Linked DNA regions of Homo sapiens: region 2 is linked to region 1. A link is a loop called in an ENCODE intact Hi-C map of the cell type or tissue named here. Cell type or tissue: ascending aorta. All regions are shown on one strand. Links, peaks and the distances in the headings refer to the core of each region. The heading gives the core; the rest is flanking DNA. Region 1 overlaps FRZB (frizzled related protein). Region 2 has its middle 27 kb from the start of FRZB.

Evidence for each region. Hi-C counts contacts between places; a loop is a spot of excess contacts. Peaks named below come from ENCODE experiments on the same cell type or tissue, not always from the same donor. Only the 100,000 strongest peaks of a DNase experiment are listed, where the experiment ranks them.
Region 2: a loop joins it to region 1, with 1.8 times the contacts of the local background. A loop is called at or near these places in 2 of 110 quality-filtered maps.

What each region holds. Positions count from the first base shown.
Region 1 is chr2:182,841,201-182,849,544 of GRCh38, reverse strand. FRZB (frizzled related protein) reads left to right here. Exons shown (of 6, transcript NM_001463.4): 3 at 7,002-7,067. It overlaps LOC124907916 (a long non-coding RNA gene), which reads left to right. Exons shown (of 2, transcript XR_007087330.1): 2 at 2,453-2,970. Among named protein-coding and RNA genes, the nearest start is that of FRZB, 21 kb to the left of the region's middle. In ascending aorta, for the core only: no CTCF peak of the experiment used is centred there; no DNase peak of the experiment used is centred there.
Region 2 is chr2:182,889,827-182,898,170 of GRCh38, reverse strand. No RefSeq gene overlaps it. Among named protein-coding and RNA genes, the nearest start is that of FRZB, 27 kb to the right of the region's middle. In ascending aorta, for the core only: no CTCF peak of the experiment used is centred there; DNase peaks (open chromatin) are centred at 2,326 and 3,810; H3K27ac peaks cover 3,816 bases.

The DNA of each region.
Region 1 (8,344 bases), core at 273-8,272:
AAATAAAATTTAATATGATATTCTTTGCCCTGTGTATAGGTGTAGGAAATAAATATTGTTTTACATAGGTAATGAATGGTTACTAAGTCAAGACACACTTCCTTTTATAAAAAAATGAAAGAAATGTCTTATTTTTTGTTAATAGGACTTTATTAAGGTATAATTTATTTACAGTAAAATACTACAAATCTTAAGTGTATGCTGCATTTAAATTTTGACAAATGTATATATTTATGTAACCATCATCCAGATCAAGATAAAGAACATTTATTTATTTATTTATTTATTTATTTATTTATTTATTTATTTATTTATTTTGAGACGGAGTCTTGCTCTGTCGCCCAGGCTGGAGTGCAGTGGCGCGATCTCAGCTCACTGCAAGCTCCACCCCCCGGGTTCACACCATTCTCCTGCCTCAGCCTCCCGAGTAGCTGGGACTACAGGCACTTGCCACCACGCCCGGCTAATTTGTTGTATTTTTAGTAGAGACGGGGTTTCACCGTGTTAGCCAGGATGGTCTCGATCTCCTGACCTCGTGATCCACCCGCCTCGGCCTCCCAAAGTGCTGGGATTACAGACGTGAGCCACCGCACCCCGGCCTAAAGAACATTTCTTTAAATTGTCTGGTGTCTTATCACCCATTCTGCCCTGAGGCAAGCACAGTTCTGATTTTCATTGCCATAGATGGGTGTCGTTATTCAGCTTCACGTAAATGGAAGCATACTGTACACACTTGGGACTGGCTGCTTTGGCATACCATGGCATTTTTGAGACTTTGAGTTCTGTGCATCATTTTATTTTATTTCTAATTGTGTAAAAGTACACCCTTGTATGAGCATAATACCAATATGACTTCTATATGGTTCCTAGTTTAATATAGTTGATTTCTGAATCTGCAGGAGTTGTGCTGTTGTTGTTGTTGTTGTTCGTTTTCTTCCCTTTCATCATTGACACCAGGACTCTAGGGTTCGGGTGTTTTGTTTGTTTGTTAATGCCCTAGGAACAATAAGACCCTGTCGGTTTTCCATTAAGTGTCCATTTGATGACTTGCAATTTTGGGAAGAGGGAATGTGTTCCATGGGGTGGAATCTAGGGATGTTTTACTATCGCCTTGTTTCTAGAAGGATAGTGGAATTGACCTCCTGAATGGCCAAGTGGTATATTGCCCATCTTCTGTTTTAAGGGCTATCTGAACAAGTTCCACCATGGCATCCATTCCTGCTGCTGTTTTGATAGCTGTGATGATAAGGTAGATGATCCATCTAGTGCACTGATTTCTTCACTTTACTAACCTGCTTGTCTATTCTACCCCAGCCACTCACTTCCATGAGCAGTTCTGGGCCTTTCAGTGGTGCTAGCAGTGGTGCCAGCATTGTAATATTAATTCTAAGAATCCCATTCTTTGCCTGCTGCCTCTTTTCATTCCAGATGATTTGTTGCAGTATCATCACTGCTGTTTTTTTTTTTTTTTTTTACCATGTTGAGATTACCTATCCATCAGCTACTGCTTACTATCTGCTAAGCCTCTGGCCTTCTTGTCTATGTGAGATATCATGGTCTACTGCAATACTGATACCCTTGAAGATACCCTCAATTTCTTTGCTTTCTCTTCCTCTTCCATACTCATCTGGCAAATCCCAACTCCAGTTATTTGAGAAAATTACTCAACTGAGGTGACTGGTTTCACTTTAAATTCAAGATAGAAAATTCAAATAGACAATCAAGATTGCCAAGCATTCTTACCCACTATAAGGTTTGCCTTTCTATTTGATGAAATAACTGCTTTATACTTTCTTTGCTTACATGCCCACATCCTGCTTTTCGTAGCCCCTCATTCCCCATAGCTGATGACTTCACTTCATTCTTCAATGAGAAGGTAAAAGCCATTGGAAAGAACACCCTCATTATTCCACCAACCAATTTACAAACTTGTCAATATCAGTACCTTTCTCTCCTTTTCCTTCTTGTGTAGTGGATAAAGTCTTCTAGCTTTCAAAGTCCTATTCTCTCTTTTGCTCAGGGTCCAGTCATCACGTTGCCAGTTGAATTTAGTGGACCCTTTTCTCTCTGAACTCATTTTAGCTCTGAGGGTCATTTGACACAGAGGACTACCCTGCTTTTATTTTGGAAGACGCTTTTTCAATTCCACACTCTCCTGTATTTCCTTCCACATCACTGGATGCTGCTTCTCAGTCTCCTTTATGGACTTCATATTCTCTGTCTTATATATAAAGATGTAGTTCCTGCCTAGAGAACTACAACTCACCCAAAGCTTTAAATATCATTTTCTCACAGTATATTGGAGGCCAGACTAGTTTAGGTCATTAAGTTATATGTTCTTATTACACATATACATTGTGTTTTAATTTCATGTCATGTATCACATGTGACAAATTATTTTGTGTGTACTTTCTTTGTTCAATGTCTTTATCCTCTTCTGGATTGTCTGTAGTGCCCATCATGTGTCCTACATGCCTATCACAGAGCCTGGAATGTAGCAGATGCCCAATATTTGCAGAATGAATGAATTCATATGTAAGTGACTGAAAGAGTTCAACAAATGTTAGTTCTCTTTCCCTTTCTCATCTCATATTTACAGAAGAATGGATACACCAGAGTTATGGAGTCAGAAGATACTACTATCAGTTCTACAGAAGAAAGACAAATTCATGGTGTGATGGATGTTACCAGATGTTAAAAATTATGGAACTGTTAAAAATTTTGGAACTGCTCATAGATACCTCGTACAGGCAGTTGGAAATATAGATCTAGAGCTCAGTAAAAAAGTCATAGTTAAGGACCTGGATCTTCAAATTATAAAATTTTATTTTTTATATCTTTTAAAATGTGTTGTGCTTTGCTCCTATGTGTTTTAAAATGGAGGAAAAGAGGACAATTGGGATTCAGGGGTCAAATGCCAGGATATGAGACTTACAGTGCATCTGGTAAAAATTAAAATGATTTAAACTCTGATCTGATTAGAAAAGGTCAGTCTTGAAAAAGTTATAAAGGAGATTGTAACACAAATACAATTGTATTTTCTTCTCTCCTTCCCCATAGTTTTTGACAATAAATCCTAAGCACAGATCTGAGGCTTTTTTTCCTAGAAAAAACAGAAAAATATCCACTCAAACATAGTAGTCCTCCAAAGTCATGGTACATGAAAGGTTATGAGAGTTTGGGGATCTGATGAAGTTAATTATAGTCTTACACCTCTGGATAAGACCCAAAAGCATTCAATTTCAAACAAAGGTCAGGGATAGTTAGAAAGTTTTATCACACTTAAGCTTGAACTCAAACAATGTTGCATTAAATAGTGACAGTCCAGTGAGTGTCATATTTCATAGCTGTATCAGGGACTTAGACTTCTTTAGATCTTCTAAGATCATATCAAAAATACTAGTATCCTTTTGTTTTTAAAAAATAAATGAGCATATTTGTATGAGCAAAACTGAATAAAGAAGGCTAAGATTCTTGTCTCCTCTGAACTATTTTGATCTTTATAAGAAGCTACTCTGAGGCAGCAAGGCTGTTCACTGCTCGGGCACTGCGTGTATCATGGGGCATTTCCCCTGAGCTGCAGACTAACTTCTGCGAAGTACTGGGCATGTTAACTTTGCAAACTCAGATTTCTTTCTACTAGGGTGATAAACTCATGTTTCTATGAAATAAACAGTCTCCAGGTTCATTAGCAGATATGTAGGAGATCATTAGTATTAGGAGAGTCACTAGAAAAATCAAGCAAGAGGAGTGGAAGGAATGTGAGGAAGAACTAAGCTGAAAATAGTTTTCTGTCCTTTCCATGGCTGCTGGTAAATGTAGCACTGCACTCTGTCCCACAATTGAAGGTATTGTATTAATTTCAGGCTTTGAGGTAAATGAATTGCTAATGTTAAAACTGCCCATGTTTGAAGATCTCTTTGTCACTACTTAGCCTATTTTGTCAAAACCAACTCCTTTAACTTTTAAAGTATTTTTTTTTCCTTACATAAAGCACCAAGGCAGATGCTAATTCATTTATAAGCTTTTCTTCTCAACAGTGAAATACAGAAAAATCAATATCTAATGGTTTTTGTGCAAAGCTCAGTAAATAATAGATTTCATTTTCCATTCTAAAAAACTTGTGCCATTAGGAGGTTGGGAGAGGAAGATTACTAGCAATTAAACAAGAAATGATGGTAATGCTACAGGCCCCCCAAAAAGAGTATCAAGAAATCAACTATAGGTAATAAAAATAAACTGTTACATCTGATTTAGGGTAGCAGGCACAAAAAAGGTGACAGCTAATGCATGCAACATACCTCTCTCTGATTCTTCACAATTTCACAGTTCTTGGGCTTGTGGGGATGTGTACGTTGATGTGTGTAAACATAATTCAGATGAGGATTATGTTTCAGATCTATTGATCTAAGATACCCTTTTCATGAATAACCTAAGATATGAATTTTTGGGTTGAGTAAGCATAAATGAGAGGAGGTTCTTTCATATTTGAGCTTTGTGGATATAAACTCAGCTTCTCCTTATTACTGTTATTTTATCGAGCTACTTGAACTATACAGATAATTTGCTTATGGCAAGAGCTAGGGATTGGGACATATTGTCCCATATAAATATTTAAAATATATATTTAGTATGGCATTGTCACCTTGGAGACCAGCAGAAATAAGAAGTATATTGCAGATGAGCAAAATTTAGTCCCGAGAATATTTGCTTAGCTCATTAGCTGTTAGGTAATAGTCTAGCTATGTATATGTAGTTGTATGCATAGCTTTGTAAATGCCTACTTGAAATATTACTAAATCATTTTGTAATATAATTTAAAAAAATCCCTGCCTGGAAAGTTTTATGGAATCCATTTGTTTATGCTCCAAGCAAAGATATGTAAGTAACAACATCAAATTAGACTCAATTCAGTGACAGTTGCTATAGTTTTTGCCAAAATTTTTTATTTGAGCACATGCAAATTTCTGAAGAATTACAAATGTGTAATTTATTTACATGACTTATTTTTGATAGATATTTATTTTTAAGTAGAAAAATCACAAGTCTATATATGGATGAGGATAATTTATAAACCTAATACCATAAAATTTACGTCTTCAGAAATATTCTCATCTCAAGAATATCTCTTTAAAAATACATGTAACATTTTAATACAGAATAAAATACAGAACGCCAAAAGCTAGGTAACTTTTTGTTCTCTTTTAAATGATAATACAATCATTTTGCTAATAAAGTTATTTTTGGAATAGTTTTTGTCAAAATAGCAACAAGCACTAATGTTACTCATTGTTTATTGGCTGAGATCTTCACAGAAATTGTGTGCTAAAAATTATCAGGAGAACAAGGGAAGGAGCTGTGTGTGGTATTGAGGAATTCTCATTTCTGTCATGGGCAAGAGCAACAGTTGCTGCTGCTACCTATCCCCAGTAGAGATACTTATTTCTCTGGCAGGAAGGGTGATACTCTTTTCGGGACTGCTATGTTAAAGTGTATTATTGACAAGTTCAACTGGAAATAAAATTTATTTTCATTAGAAAATACAAGTGGTCAACAAAAGCTTCTGCCTTTTATTGTTCCCCATGTTAACATAAAACAACTTTTTTTTTTTTTTGAGACGGGGTCTTACTCTATCACCCAGTCTGGAGTGCAGTGGCTTGAGCTTGGCTCACTGCAGCTTTGACTTCCAGGGCTCAAGTGATCCTCCCAACTCAGTCTCCTGAATAGCTGAAACTACAGGCACACGCCACCACACCAGCTGATTTTTGCATTTTTTGTAGAGACGGGGTTTTGCCACATTGCCCAGACTGGTCTTGAACTCCTGGGCTAAAGCAATTTTTTTTCCCCCACCATGTTGGCCTCCCAAAGTGAGTGCTGGGATTACAGGCGTGAGCGCTTGTGCCCAGCCATAAAATGCCTTTTAAGTGAAACTTTTTTTGTTGATGTCCTTTCTCTAATTTATGTGTTCTTATTTCCTTTCTGTGTCAAAAGAGAAGCACATACCATTTAATTTTTACTAAAGCTTTCTCAGGGGCATTATTTAAAGAAATCTTTACATATAATTAAATATTTTAAGATAATTGTGTATTATTTTCTACTTTTATATTGACATTAATTCCTGACAATTTGCCATGCTTATGATGTATATTTCTTAGCTAAGTAATATTAGCTTTGTAGCTCTTCTATAAAAGGTATAATAATCTACTCTTCAAGGTGTCAAATGAATCTACCCTATAGATGAAACATTTTGAGATAATTAGAATTGTTATTATTATGATGGCCAAAACCACAACTCCTTTTGTACCAACCTAATATATACATAAAATATGCATTCTGGTCACTACTCACCAAATATTGTTAAAAAATGAAATTTCTCTTTTCAAAATACCTGCATAATTTCCTCCAACAAGCACAAAAATACCATTGAGTTGAATGGTAGCTATTTTACCTATAGAAGGGGCTCACTGCCCCTCTTAAGAACTTCACCAAGTTCACTGGGTTGTAATAACACTTGCTTATCTCTTTGAGTTGCTTTCAGATCTAGGAGCTAATAGTAGGAGGAGTACTGTGTCATCTGTTAAAAGTAAAAAAACATTAGGTGATAGTCCACAGGGCAAACCAGCTACCTGAGCATAGGCAGAAAATTGCCTCCCAGTTGGTATTCATAATATTAATACTTCCATAAGCATAAAGCATACCTCTTTCAGGATTAAGGGGTCATGCTCTTCTCATGCATGGGGGTGAACAGCATTTCCTCAGGATTTGGGTGGTTTGTTGAGAATGGAAACTCGTTCTCATGAGCATACTGACATTGAATAAGAGGACATGTAGATAGAATAAACATGAATGTAGTTCCAGGAGAAAAAATTCAGACACACAGAATTGACAAGAGCCTTCTCACCACCAAATTGAGATCTAGTCTGAGCAAAAAATGTGAGTCTGAGCAAAACAAAAGAAAGCTAATATTGGAAATGTGCTTATAACTAAAATGTGTTTTTCAGAACGCTGTAAATGTAAGCCTATTAGAGCTACACAGAAGACCTATTTCCGGAACAATTACAACTATGGTAAGGAAAATTTCATGGTTGATGTATAAACTGCTGTGTTAAGAGAGGTGTGTGGATGCACCTATGAGGATGTGCACATGTAAACGAGTGGAGCCATTTAAGAATAAGGCTTAAAAACAGAAGGACTATTTTTAGGAGCATAGTCCCTCTGCCCCGACCAATTAAAATGTCTCACACGGGCAAAATGCTTAACACTTGGTTGATGTTGAAGCACATCAAGCAGTATTGTCATCCTAGAGCCATGCACTTAAGTACACAGAGATAAGTATCAAGATACATGGGACTCTTCCCTGCCTGGAGGCTGAAGGAGGATTTGAGCTCAAGTTGGGTTGCATAGGCCATCAGTTGTGCTTCACTGAGTGAACAGCAGAGCACTTTGATGCATAAGGAACTGTTAAAAGACTCAAACTTGACTTCTTCAGTCAGTCTATCCCATGAAAAACACTGACAGATTTGGAAAGTAACACTTGTAGAAGTTGCTGGTATTCAGCGAAGGAAATGTGTTGTTATCTAGCTTGACTTAAAATCCGACATTCTAATAAACTAAATATTAATTGAAGAGCCACCAATCCAAATGTAGCTGACAAACTTAACTGAAGGATTAAAAAGCCTGCCATTTTTGCATCAGGGACTGTGCTAAGTGATTTCCATACATTATCTTTAATTTTCTCAGCTGCCCCATGAGATATATTACCATCTTGATTTTATCAATGATTATCGAACCTAAGTAGTCCCTTCTTTGATTGTTCACAATGTACTTTGGATGCTGGTGTATATTTTAGAGTCATAAATTCATTTATACAGTCATTATATTTAGAAAGGGCAATTAACAGAGCTTTCCCGTTGACACATAAGGGACTGATATTTACTGTATTCCATATGCATTTTGATTTTTTCTAATATCTATGGTATTAATAAAAGGTATGTTACTATCTCTGCATAAGACTATTGATGTTGAGTCAATGAGTAAACATGGAGATTAAACAGACTTTTACAGTGAACCTTATTAAAATAAGAGTTTTATTATTACATTTATGTACACTATTTTAAAGTATATAGGATATATACAGCAGATTTATTTCTTCTATACTTTTGGGAATTGAAAGGAGAGAAATGAATAAGACTGTAAAAGTTAGCTTCAATATCTTTCAAAATGCAGTGTATTAAAAAATATAAAGTTGAAAATTTTGGGTTTAGTTAAATCTCTTTAAAACAAATCCACCTTGTTTCCCAAATTTTTCTTCAATGGAATTAATTTCTATGTTTTGCCTGCTACT
Region 2 (8,344 bases), core at 269-8,268, 49 kb before region 1:
TGGACAAGCTTGAAAAGTTGAAGGAGTAAACATAAATGAAATTAATGGAAATTTTTTAGACTATTATGTGATAAAATGCTAAGTAAGTCAAACAGACAATAAGTTCAATAAAGAAATTCAGGAACTGAGTTGACTTATCCCTGAAATTTTATTATTAAAATTACTTGTTTGACATTGTTAAGGCTAGAACTTACCTAAGGTTTATACCATTTTCATCTTACCATTTATCTTATTTTACCCTCAGAACAGCCTTTTGATATAGAATGAGAAAGGACTATTATGTCTGTTTTACAGATGAGAACACCGAGGGTCAGAGAAGTTCAATGATTTACCCAAGGTCAAGATGGTATATATTTGGTGGAGTTTTGAGTAACTTCTAATGTTGCTGTTCCTTTATGTTACAGTGAGTGAAGACTGTATTATGACTTAATTAAGACTGTATTATGACCTAATTAATGAATGATTCAGCCATTCATTAATTAATTCTTGCAACATATATTTTTTGAATGCCTATAAGGTGCCTGGCTCTTTCATAGGCACGAGAACAAAATGGATATATCACTGTCTTCATTTGAATTTACATTCTAGGGGAAGAAAGTAGACAATAAAATACATACACGAATTATGTAGAAGGTGATGAGAGTTATGGGGAAAAATAAATTAGTGGAAGAGGAGGGATAAAGAGGGCCAAGGGATTGGGTGTTTACCTTTTCAAATAGGGTAGTCAGGGTAGGTTCCATTGAGAAGTTAACATTTAAGTGAAAACATTAAAGAGGTATAGGGGTGAGTCACATGGACATCTGGAGAAAGAGTACTGCAGACCAAGGGATCAGCAAGGGAAAAATCAATGACTCAGGAGCATTCTCATTCCCAATGTGTTCAAAACACAGCCAGAAACATATGTGCTAAGGTGGAATGAATGAGGGGACGGGTAGTGGGGGTGAAGTCAGAGAACAGAGGGAAGAGGTAGATCATGTAGAGTCTTGTGGGCCACTGTAGACTTTGATGTTTGCTTTAAGTGAAAGTAAAGGACATTGAAGGAGTCACATTGATCTAATTTATGTTTTTAAAGTATCATTTTGACTTCTGTGTTGAGATTAGTCTGTAAGGAGCTGAAAATGGAAGCAGGGAGACTAGTTAGAAGGCTACTGCAATAATCTAGACTTGAGCCACTGGGCTAACATGGAGTAATGAGAGATGGAGAGATGGCCAGATGGCCAGAATTTTCCATATTTTGAAGGTGGAGTTAAAAGGAAGAATGACTCCAAGGATTTCAGCCTGAACAACTGTAAGGAAGGAACTACCATAACTGAGATTGGAAAGATTGTTAGTGGGCCAGTTTTTAAATTTTTCATTATTTTGTTTTGGGGTGGAAGTGGTGGTGAAAGATCAGGAGCACAGTTTAGGGCATGTTAAATTTAAGATGTTTATTAGATATCCCAGTGGAAATGTGGAGTAGCGTTCAGGGGCAAGATCTGGCCTAGAGACATAAATCTGGACATTAACAGTTTTTAGATAGAATATAAAGCTGTGAGATTGGATGAAGTCACCAAGGGAGTGAGTATAGAGAAAAGAAGCGTATCAAAGACTGAACTCAGGCTTTCCAACATTAAGAAATTATGGAGATGAGGATTCTGAGGGTCATCTTCTAGGGTATCCAAATGGTCTGCCATCACCACCACCACCATCATCATCACCTCCATGACCACATGACGGTTATGTGATGTTGGTTATGTAAACTGGATTTGTTGTAATTGTGTTTTACAGAGAAAATTTACACTTGACCTCCTTCATATCTATGAGAGTGGTGAATTTTCTGGGTGGAGAAATTACTTAGCTGACTCTTCTGCATAACAAGGAGGCTACCTCTTGTTCTACAACTATCACATAATGTTTCAGAAAGTCTTTGCTCTGAATTAACATGCCTTAAATAAAAAAGATACAGAAGGCAGTTCCAGAGGAAAAGAATATATTCTCATTTTGATTACAAATACGAATAAGCTACTATGAGAACAAAACACTGCAAAGAATAGTGGGATATAAATAGTTAGGGTACGGCCCTCAACCTTGAAGCACCAGAAATTAATATATGCATACACATTAAGGGTTAATATGATTAAGTAACATAGCTGTGATAAGTGCAGTTACTGCAGGCTGCCAGGGTTGAGGAAGAGTTCACGAAGATCATGCTTATATATCAGCTTGGCCAGAGCAGAGAGCATGTGTTGTTAAAAGAAAATCTTTAGACAAATTAAATTTAACAGAGTTTTTTTGACCAATGATTCATGAATTGGACAGCATTCAGAACCAGGACTGAACCATGAAGCCCTTCAACATTAAGAAATCCTGGGCCGGGCGCGGTGGCTCACACCTGTAATCCCAGCACTTTGGGAGGCCGAGGCAGGCGGATCACCTGAGATGGGGAGTTCCAGACCAGCCTGACCAACATGGAGAAACCCCGTCTCTACTAAAAATACAAAATTAGCTGGGCGTGGTGATGCATGCCTGTAATCCCAGCTACTTGGGAAGCTGAGGCAGGAGAATTGCTTGAACCCGGGAGATGGAGGTTACGGTGAGCTGAGATCATTCCATTGCATTCCAGCCAGGGCAACAAGAGCAAAACTTCGTCCCCCCGCAAAAAAAAGAAAAAAATTAGAAATCATGGAGATGAGGATTTCCAGGAGATTCAGAGAGCTCTATCCAGCAATGTGGAACAACGTGGCAGGCAATATTTATAGACAGAAAAAGGAAATAATGTACAGAAACAGCTTGATTGGTTACAGCTTGGCATTTGCCTTATTTGGGCATGGACTGATTAGTTGGCAGCCTGTAATTGGCTGAAGTTTGGCTACTATAATTTGCTGAGATTCAGCTACTTGCTACTCAAGTGTTAGCCTGCATTTTGTTTATGTGCTATTAGGCCGCAGTTTGCTACAGAGAAACAAAGTAAGGAGGCAGAAACAAAGTAAGGAGGCAGAAACAAAGTAAGGAGGTGGCCTTGGCCAAATTTAGTTTAATTTAGCAGTATTGAGAAACAGCTGTGTGTTGGCTTGGAGCAAAGAATAGAATGGGTTCTATGGAAGGGGCATACAGTCCAAGAGCAGAAGGACCCTTGGTGTGGTGGTGGTGGTTGGGGAGCATGGATTAAACAGGGAGAGAATGTTAGGGGTCTGAGGATCCTCAGCCAACTCTCTACAGGGCTTTGATTAAAACTTCAAAAAATAAGTCTCAGCCCCAGCCCACTTCTTATGCCTCTTTGAAGAAGCATGAGTTAGGGGAAGGCTGGACACCAAGACTCTGGGTACCTCCTAATGCTGGAGATTGGGTCTAAGCAGCCCCTCTGACCTTCTGGGTCCTCTCTGAAGCGCTATGAAGGGCACAGACGGTGACTTCCAAGGGCTGCTTTATTTCTTCCCTTTACCTTGGATTTGACCTCACTAGGAAAATGTGCTGTGAAATTTAAAAAAGCATTATTTTTTATCTCAGAATATTCTGAAAGAACAAAAGTTGCTAAACTAAAAAAAAAAAAAGGCACATGTTCTATTTTTTCATTCACTCACTAATTCTCATTCACTCATTCTTACAATCTACACTTATTGAACATCCATGGTATTTAAGGTACCATACCGAAGAAACAAGATAGATGGAGTTCAGTCTCTCCTTCCTCTGAAGGTCCCTGACTTGGTGCTCACATCATGTTATGTTATGGTTGGAACACTTCCTGGTATTACAGGATTCCTTCAGTGCCACTTCACCAGCCAGAAATCTCTGCAGCTGCTGTGGCGTCTGCTCAGGGCCTCACTCGGCGCCTGGGGCTCACTCTACCCACTCGGCCCGCAGGCTGGGCTCAGCTTGTGCCCCTGCCCAGATCCCGCATCCAAACAGGGACTCTGCCCTCAGCCCTCAGCTGGACTAGGTGTGCCATGGGTGGCTTTCACATTGGGTGCAAAAGTCTAGATGCGGGGAATGCGGTGGCAACTGAAAACTCAGGGATGCCAGCAACCACAGAGCCCCAGTGGGTGTCACACCTCTCACTCAGGGAGTCCTGAGGTCTGAGCCCCCAAGAAATGTGGATTTTGTAGTTTGGCAAGCCAGCCAGGAGGGAATGGCACCCAACTGCTTCGCTTCTTTATGCCACAGCTAGGCAAACGGGGGTGTGATACAGCTCTCTCTGATGCCCACAGCTTGGCGGATGGGGGTGTGTTACAGCTCGTTTGTTCCTGCCACCCGCTGCTTGGTGAACGGGGATGCATGCTGCCCAGTGGTTTTTCCACTTCCTAGCTTGGGGAACAGGAATGCATGTTACAGCTCTTTTTGCACCTGCCATTCCGCGGTTCCGAGTTCTTGTCCCACAAACAAGAGGAATGAGGTATGTGGACACCGGGGAGTGAGCAAAGCAGAGAAGAATTTTATTGAGCAGCAGAAAAGCTCTTGACATGAGAGGGCACCTGAAGTGGGTAGCCCTCTGTGTGAGAGGAAACCCGAAATCAGGTAGCCATCTGTGAGGCTGAGTCTACGGTTTTTATGGGTTCAGAATGGGGGAGTGCATGCTGATTGGTCCATGGTCAGGCCTGGAAAAAGCACCATTCCATTGGCTACAAGGCATGGAGGAAATTCTCACTCTGGTGGTGTATTCCACCCGAAACTGGCAGCTCGGTTTTCTGGCTTCAGGCTCTCTTTAACGTGAATGTTGGGTTTCACTGGGAACCTGTCCTTGACTACATAGGAATGTGTCTGTCTCCTGTCTCCTTCCTATCACTTGTAGGAAAATAAAACTCATTAGGGTATGTGTCCCATCACATTCATTTTTCGTAACCTCAAAGAGTGGTTTCAGTTTTATACAGCTACTCTCTGCTCCTGTGTGCCTCAAAGGAGAAAGTAATGACCAAACACTTCGTTAAATAAGCCAAATAGTTATTTATTTATTTATTTATTTATTTATTTATTTATTTATTTATTTTGAGACAGAGTCTTACTAAGTCACCCAGGCTGGAGTGCAGTGGCACGATCTCAGCTCACTGCAACCTCCGCCCCCTGGGTTCAAGCGATTCTCCTGCCTGAGCCTCCCGAGTAGCTGGGATTACAGGCATCTGCCTCTGTGCCAGCCTAATTTTTGTATTTTTAGTAGAGACGGGGTTTCACCATCTTGGCCAGGCTGGTCTTGAACTCCTGACCTCATGTTCCACCCACCTTGGCCTCCCAAAGTGCTGGGATTACAGGCATGAGCCACTGCACCTGGCCCAAATTGTTCTTTTTATTGCAGTCAGTTACAGGGCTGAAATTGTCCATGTGCTTATCCTAAGGATAAAGATCTACAGAAAATCCTAGTGTTAAAGTTATTTAGTTATAATTTTATTCCAATAACAAGTGATGTGTTCCATTGAGCAGGAAAGGAGCATAAGGCATTTGGTGGAATAGGTCGTTTTAAGACTCTTCTAGTCAAAGCATCTGATTTCATTATTAGCAGTGTTAGATTTTCTTCCAAAAGCCTTTTTTCTGGAAAGATTAAGTTGAACATCAGAACATATCTGAAGTGTCATAATTGCTCTCACATAAAAAAGATAAATCCTATGACTGTTTTCATAAATTTTAACATTCACTTCATGTCGTTGCCACTCAACAAAACTAAAAGGAAATGAATGAGCTCCAGAACTTCTGGTATAATTAATCTAAGTTTTTGTTTGTTTGCTTTCTGAATCTTTAGGGAGATAACCCCTGCATTATCCCTTTAGGACTAGGCAAATTCAGCAATACTGACTTTGGCAAAAAGCTTATTTTTTCAGAGGTTGTAAATTCTAGAACATTTTCAAAACATTACACTAAAGAACCTCTAATTGGTAGCAATCAGGTTTTACTTAAGTTTAGCTATTTGATATTTTATGTCTACGTGGAAAAAAACTGCATAATATGCATCCACCAAAGAGCATTCATTCCATACACAAAAATATGGCAAGTTAAACAAAACGGCAGTCTAGGAGAATTTTCAAGTCAACGTAATATTTAATGGGTTTTGGGGAAATAATGTGAATAATTTGTTACAGAATCTTAAATTTAGATTGGTAAATTAATCATACTGCAATGGGAAGTCTAAGTCTAAAGCTTTTCTAATTAATTTACTTTAAATCAATCAAATAGGTATAAAATTTGTTGCTGGATATTCACGAGTTTGAAGAGTTTTATAAATTAAACATTAAAGATCTTTTTCTCTAGAATAGAACGTCTGTCTAAAGAGTTGTTTTTGCTCATTTAATTCAATTTTAAAGCTCCAGTCTTCTCTTCCTATCAAGCTGTGCTTCATAAATAGAGGCTACAGGCAGATATTAGCTATGGTTTATTGCATCATTCACAAGTATAGACTGTCTTGTCTTTCCTAGAGGCCATAGTAATGAGACATGGAATCTAATCCTAACCTTAGGATGATTAATTTGTCAAATCAGGACGATCTAATCAGAGTTAGAAAGAAGGAAGAAGGTAGTGATGATAAATAGCTGATGAAACTGGCTGGGAAGGCTCTTTCCTTCTCCCTGTTTCTGCTGCAAACTAATTCCCAATCCCGGACAGTTTCTCTATGTCTCCATGACCTGCCTTTTTTCTCCTTCCTCTTTCTACCCTAAATTATCACCAATGAAAAAATTAATATATACTTCTGATCAAATAGTGATTTAAGCTACAAAAATTTCATTGAGAGTTGGTTTACCATTGAAAATAGATATTTAAAATCCTAACACCCTGTGCAAACAACCAGGTAGGTCAAAATTCAGTTATACTCAGCTTAGCTTTTTGTTAACTTGTCAAATTTCTTTATTAGTTTATAGATTCAATCATAGAAATGTCTTTTAAGAACTTAAAATGTAGCTATAGTATTGATCTAAAAATAAGTAGAGACCATAAAAAGAACTGAGTATATAGATCTGTGTATATATATATGTATGCATAGTGAGATATAAAGAAGAAGGAGGAGAGAGAGAGAGAGAAACCTTGGGTTTGGTGAGCAAATGGGGTTCGAAGGTCACAAGGGTGGAGGGCTTTTGCAACCTCTGGAACATTTGCAACTGTAAATCATTTCCAGACTATGCCCACTCTCAAGAAAAAAGATTCATTTTGAAGTTTTTACTTTCAGTTTTTCTCTGCTCCTCGGGTATGTTCTCCTTTATTAGTTTAAGTTATGTGCGCTATTGTTTTTGTAGTGGCTACCTGAGACACATTTTGAAGGACATATTTCACCTCACACAGTCTAATGTCAATAATTAGACAAGCAAATAATCCTTTCAAACAATGAAGGATTTTAGAATGCCTTAATGCTAATCACCACTCCCTTTGGGATTACATGTTATTGTTACCTAGTAAATACATATTTATGTGTGGACACACTCTTAAAAAAAAAAAAAAGAAATTGGGAGAAATCAGTTAGAGATTACCCAGTTATAAATCTTCATAAACATTGTATAATACTAATTAATAATGGAAGTATATAGACATTTTTATCCCAAAACATAACGATTTTGTAACCATTCCATATCACCAGGGAACATATTTATGACTTAAGTCTTGGTTCACAGGCTCATGTGAACACGCTTGGAATTCATTACTTTTATCAGTGGGGAGTTGCAAATAAAACAAGCAGGAGAGTCTTGGTGACAGTATTACAAACCTGGAAGGACACATGTTGAATTACAAGCAGATTCACTGAAACGCTCAGCCGTTTTCACGGACCTTGCCTCAGAATCTTCAAATATTTTATGGCGTTAACCACAGTACGTATCAGGTTCCCAACAATACTCACATTATAAAAATGTGTAATACACCTTTGGCCTTATAAAAAACATACAGTATGTCAAAAGCAACTTCAGTCCTGGGTTTTCTGAGGGATGCAGGGAATGGGGGTTATTCAGTGCACCATCTGTTTTATCTTATATGTATGTAGTACTTAATCTCCAGGGCATTTTTGTCTGTAGAAAAGCAAAGAACAGGTAATAAGAGAGGAAAATTGGTTGGGGAGGGGTCATGATATACATGAGAGAAAAAAAATTGTGAGAGTTTATGCCTTGGTAAACAGTATTTTATATTCTATTATTCTGTGACTTATTTGTTCTTTGTGATACTATTTATAAAAATAACCACTAGGGATCCAGCAATTCCACTTCTGGCCATATATCCAAAGGAACTGAAATCAGTATGTCATAGACATGTCTGAACTACCATGTTCATTGCAGCATTATTCAGAACAGCCGAGATATGGTAACAACCGAAGTGCTCATCAACAGATGAATGGATTAAAAATGTGATATATATATATATATATATATACACACATACATACATACAGGATGAAATACTATTCAGC